2 separate regions of the Homo sapiens genome follow, and region 1 is linked to region 2. A link is a contact called in ENCODE Hi-C or POLR2A ChIA-PET data. All regions are on one chromosome and are shown on one strand. Each heading gives the region's core, a stretch centred on a gene start or an enhancer-like site at or near the end of the contact. The rest is flanking DNA. Distances are from core to core; before and after follow the strand shown.

Region 1 (2,700 bases), core at 189-2,688, 51 kb after region 2:
ATTTCTTTACTCACTTTTATATAGGAATCTTAGGTAAATGTATTAGAGATTGATACGTGGTCATGGGACCATGGGCTTTAAAGTAGAAAAAGTTAACTTATCACAGATACTCCTGAATAAATCAGCTGCATCAGAATATCTCAGATTTCCCTACACATCTATCAATTATACATGGATAGGCCTTGGGAATCAATCAGTTTAACAAATGTCTGTGGCAGACTTTGCAGCTCTCCTGCCTCAGTATGCACTCCATCCTTCCTTCTTAGTAGCAAACCCCTATTACATTTTGGGAGCCATAGTTCTCAGCTACAGACTATAATTCCCAGGCTTTGACAAGCCATTCAGCTAAGTACCAGGAAATAATATGCATTTAGAAGTGTGTATCTTTTAAGGAGTCTCATTAAAGGGAGAGGTATACCTTGTTTTTCCTGTTCTTCTCTGCTTTTGGAGCTCTAGCTGCTAACTTCAACAGAGAGGTGAACTTGAGGATATCAGAATGGAAAGACAGAAACCTGTTGACAACAAAAAGGTGCTATACGCACTCTAGTATCTATCTCTGGACTTCTTTTACATGAGGAATAAATAAAGTTCTGTCTTCTTTAAGCCGCTTTTAGCAATTTTTCCCATGTTATACCCCAACACCTGGTTTTTACAGTGCCCAAGGTGATTCTGGTGGTCAACTAGGTATGGGAAGGACTGATAGTCCAATCAACAAGGCAAAATATTCAAAACCAGGGTGCATGGAAACTTCAAAATAAAAGCATTTGGCTTATGTACTTAAAAGATAAGTGGGAAATCACATCAGCTTAAGTATTTTTCTTGAAATCCATCAAATGTCAAAAATCCTAAACCAAAACTTACTCATTTCAAAGAATGATCAATGGAAATTTTATTGTGCCAGCACAAAAAAAGTAATTCATTTTCATCTCCATTCATTGACTGCTAATAGGTTTCTCCATTTTAACTGACATAATTTTTTTACAATATAGCATAATGATGTGAATAAAATATATCCAATGCTCCTTTGCAAACTGTTTTTTGAAAATCTCCCATGCACACAACTCCCTCCCCAAAATCCACACTTCCAACCAGTCTGTTAAATCCCTCCCTCCTATCAAGCCGCAGTAGATAACACATTTCTGTGCTCCCAAGATACACCATGCAAAACACCCTATCTCTATTAATATTCTAACTTGATTTCTGGATGTGTTCTCAGTCTAATATATACTTCAACAATAAGACAGTTTAGCAACTTTTTATCAAAATTTTATAATGTCTTTTATTCGAAAAAAATTATATTAAAAAATGATATAAGAACATTTTTTAATGTTCTTATATCAGATGACTATTTGGTAATACCTGATGTTGAATGAGAGCTTACAGTATGCCAGGCACCCCTTCAAGTGTTTTTCAAGTACAGATGAGAAAACTAAATCACAAGGAGATTGAGTAACTTCCCCAGGAAGTAACAGAGATTCTTAACCCACATATTTTGGCTTCAGATTATGGACTGTTATTCACTACTCTGTACTTCTTCTATGGGCAGCTAATATTAGTTTCATTTTAATGTAGTAACTCAACGATTGCTGCATATTCACTGTAAATACTGAAATCAATTTTGCGCTGGTGCAGCTACAGAAACAAGACCTGAAATAAGTCAGATTAAAGAAAAGTCTATTATATGCTGATTAAGCCACAATATATACCAAACTTCCTGGTACACATTGCTTATATAGTGTTACTTCAAATGAAAAGAAAGAGACAAACCTCAGAAATATTGTTAAGGAAGCTCTAGCAGGACTTGATAACAATGAGTATAGGTTGTAAAGAGACAGAAAAGTAAATACACCTCCCATATTAACAATTTGTGATTATAAGGGGAATAGTATGCACAGAAAATAAAAGTTGGGATAGAAAACTGGCTTAGAAAAAAATATTTAGTACTGTTTGGCTCATCACTTGAATAATGGTGTCATCTTACAAATGACATATAAGCAGCAACAATAACAAAAAACTGACAGTGAAATACAGCATGTCTCCAGTGCCTTTCAATTAATTGTTGGATTTGAATTAAGTTCACACATCTTGTCTAAAAAGCTAAGATTTTTCTTTAATTGTAAAAAAATCACAGATGCTCTGGTATCAAAAATACATTTACCATTCAGAAATGTCAGGTAATGCTACTTCCATTAAAATAGAAATTCTGGGTTTAATATTTATCAATTTATAAAATAGTTTACATATATTATTAAACCCTCAAATTCTTGTATTCCAATTGAAATCCACATAGTCTAAAATTCTCTGCTTATATGCCTGTCTGCCCCACTAGCCTTTCAGCTTACTGAGTATGATGACTGGCTATTACCCTTCTCAGTATCTCCAGGAACTTATATAAGGCATAAATATAGAGACTTGCAATAAATTGAATTGTATCTCCTTAGAGTGTAAGAGCCACAAGGGACCTCTATTTACAGATGCGCCTAGTGAAGTAAAAGAACAATCCATATTAAAGACTGAGTCAAGATTAGAACCAAGTCTCCTAACTCTATGACATCACCACACTCATACAAAAATATCACTACAATGAGGCTCCTGAATACTTTGAATTATCCATGACTTTACATTGCCTACGAGCCTACTTCTGATAAGAAACCATACTTGAAAGTAGCATAAGAGCAAGAATTAGAAGATGCATAAATA
Region 2 (2,700 bases), core at 37-2,536:
TCTGTGTATTATAAGGAGATTAGGAGTCATATGTCTCCAAACATTTGAAATTGGATCAATTTAAGCTTGTCTGAGTTGTAAGTAATGACTGAAATCTAAATATTAGAAAGAAAATCTGTATATATCCTAAGGAAATACTCTTAAATACGTGAAATGATAGTGATTACAATTACACCAATTGAGGCATTGGTTATGATAGCAAAAAACAAAACAAACAAAAAAAGCCCTGTATAAAAATTTAATGATTAGCTCTAGAGCATTAGATAACCAAATTACCATATTATTGTGATACTGAAGTCACTTAAATAATGTGTAGTATAATACAAGATTATGCAAAACATTTGCATATTATTTTAAATGAACAAAGTTACAAACTAGGAATATACACTACAATCTCATTTTTAAATAAAAATATAGACATATAGAATAAGATTAAATGAACACACTTCAAAATGTTATTGACTTATTTCTAGGTGGTAGGATTTCAAGTGATTCTATTTGCTTTTGTTCTATGTATATGTATTTCCTGAATTCTGTACACTAAAAATCCTTTAGTAGTTAACTCTTACTGAGTTCTTACTCTATATATGGCATTGTTCTAAGCAAGTGCTTTATATGTCTTAATTTGTAAACACTTCAACAGCCCTGTAAAAGAGCCATTTCTACATTCATTTTTTTTTTTTTCGCCAGCTGAGAAAACGGAAGCCCGGAGCTTAAATGACTTGCCTAGGTTTCCTGAGTAGAAACTGACAGAGCCTAGATGTGAACCTTAGAAGTTTGGCACCAGAACCAGCACACTCCAAGCACTCCACAAATAAGAACTGTATTATCTTTCATAATTTTCAAAGAACCTTAATAATAATGATAAAAATAAAGGAAGATATTTGATTAATTTTAAGTTTGCCACACTTGCCATTCATCACAAAGATCAGTTCTATCTTTATTTCTACAAATTTACAAATTTTATTTCTACAAAATTACAGGAAACAATACTGGCCAATATTCCTCAGCAGTGTTTGAATAGAGCTTTTCCTGAAGACATGAGTGTCTTCTAAACTTTTAATTTTGTGACTTTAACAAAAACAAAATATCACATGTTGTTGTTGTCCTCAGGAGCACTAAGAAATTTCCTGCCTGAGAAGTAAATGACTGAGGGGAAAAAATTATAGACCATTATGGCATGCTAATAATCCAAATTAGATAAACAAACACAAGCAATGGAAAGGAAGAAAGAGCAAATGCATTCAGCAGAGAATGGTGATAAAAAATAATGGACAGCTCATTCTCCACAGCTAAAATTGCACAAGCTGAGCTGTCTAAGGGAAATGAGTCATCTGTTTCTCAAGTTATAAGGGAATCTTACAGAATATTTTGAGTTTGAATAGCTAACACCGCAGGCAATTGAAATAGGTCTCCAAATATCTGATTAAAGTCATGCATGATTACAGCTGGTATAGAATATTTTTGTACCTTTCTTGCAAATGGTAAAATGTAGGTTAAATCTCTAATTTTCTCTGTTACTTAACTTCTAAAGTAGGTATTAATTAAAGAAATAAATTAAGATATGCTTAACTAAATTCTTAGATATGAAAATGAAGTATGAAACTTTTTATTAGTACATTATTCACTTTTACAATGCTTCTTAATGAACTATTTGGTCCTTTGATTCAACAGTCCTTTTATCTCATATGAATTCTTTAAAACAAATGGATTTTCTGGAGTAGAATCCGGTTTTAAATATCTAAAATATCAGCCTCAGAATGCCAGAGTGACTGAATAGAAGGAAAAATGAGAAGAAGAAGAATATAAAGGGTGCTGTGCAATCATGACAGATAAAAACACAGGAGATCACAGTAAAAATAAAACTACCAATAGTGTCATCTATAGAATTCGGTCACCTATTTTTTCCAACTTAATTTGATCGAGCAAATTGCCTACAAAAAAACCATCCAGCAAGGTGATTTTTGTACTTCATTGCTTATAACTATAACTCCACCATCTGTTCTATAAATGATATATTAAAAATCAAATCAATGGTGATTTTTAAAACACATGTCCTTTTTAAGAATATGATATATTATCTCCCATGATTCCTTACCAATTTGCTACTTCACAGAAAAAAATGAATTGTCCTCTGGTTTCTTAAATTGTCTATGTAATAAAACACAGTAACACATACTATGAAAAGCTGAGGGTAAAACAGAACTTTAGGATCTTTCATAAGTTAAATATGTCATAATATTTTGTCATTTCACAAAGCAATGATGCTCAAGGAGATATTATTTGAAGAACAGATAGCCATAATCTCTATTAATACAAAAATATATAGGGAAGGACATTTTCATTTAGACTTTTATACACTATGATAAGTTTCTAACAATTTATAATTTTGGAACATAAATTATCATTGTCTAATTACCATATATATATATATATATGTCACTTCTGTTGCCCTTTATTTAATACTCTTATTCAAATAAGTAAGTGGAAAGTATTGCTTATGATGAGGTCAGATTAGGATTCTCCTTATTTTTATGTTAGTGTAATATGTCACTTCATTCTTTATTCCTTTCACCAACTATATGTATTAAATCTCCTAGATGCACATAGTGCATGTAAGGTCAAGGTCAAATAAAGGTAAAACACATGAATGGCATACAGCATCACGGAAATTCAAGAAAATATAGTTATAATTTAAAT

The links. Hi-C counts contacts between places; a loop is a spot of excess contacts on that map. ChIA-PET counts read pairs that join two places held with the same protein, here RNA polymerase II (POLR2A). Pooled maps may share reads with other maps.
Region 1: a loop to region 2 is called in a map of endothelial cell of umbilical vein, with 3 times the contacts of the local background. The contact joins two enhancer-like sites. A Hi-C loop is called at or near these places in 11 of 168 maps with a recorded cell type or tissue (CD14-positive monocyte, CD4-positive, alpha-beta memory T cell, CD8-positive, alpha-beta T cell and 7 more), 2 of 37 single-sample maps with no recorded cell type and 4 of 50 pooled maps. POLR2A ChIA-PET finds 5 or more read pairs at or near these places in 5 of 52 experiments (CD4-positive, alpha-beta T cell, MCF 10A, OCI-LY7 and 2 more).

What each region holds. Positions count from the first base shown.
Region 1 is chr1:97,899,718-97,902,417 of GRCh38, forward strand. The region is part of intron 1 of DPYD (dihydropyrimidine dehydrogenase); the gene reads right to left. Among named protein-coding and RNA genes, the nearest start is that of DPYD, 20 kb to the right of the region's middle. Within about 2 kb of position 1,439, at least 3 of the 41 ENCODE cell types and tissues checked have a DNase peak (open chromatin) inside an H3K27ac peak, as active enhancers do; they include CD14-positive monocyte and endothelial cell of umbilical vein, where a contact is called at or near this core.
Region 2 is chr1:97,848,830-97,851,529 of GRCh38, forward strand. All of the region lies in intron 2 of DPYD (dihydropyrimidine dehydrogenase), which reads right to left. Among named protein-coding and RNA genes, the nearest start is that of DPYD-AS2, 53 kb to the left of the region's middle. Within about 2 kb of position 1,287, at least 5 of the 41 ENCODE cell types and tissues checked have a DNase peak (open chromatin) inside an H3K27ac peak, as active enhancers do; they include CD14-positive monocyte and endothelial cell of umbilical vein, where a contact is called at or near this core.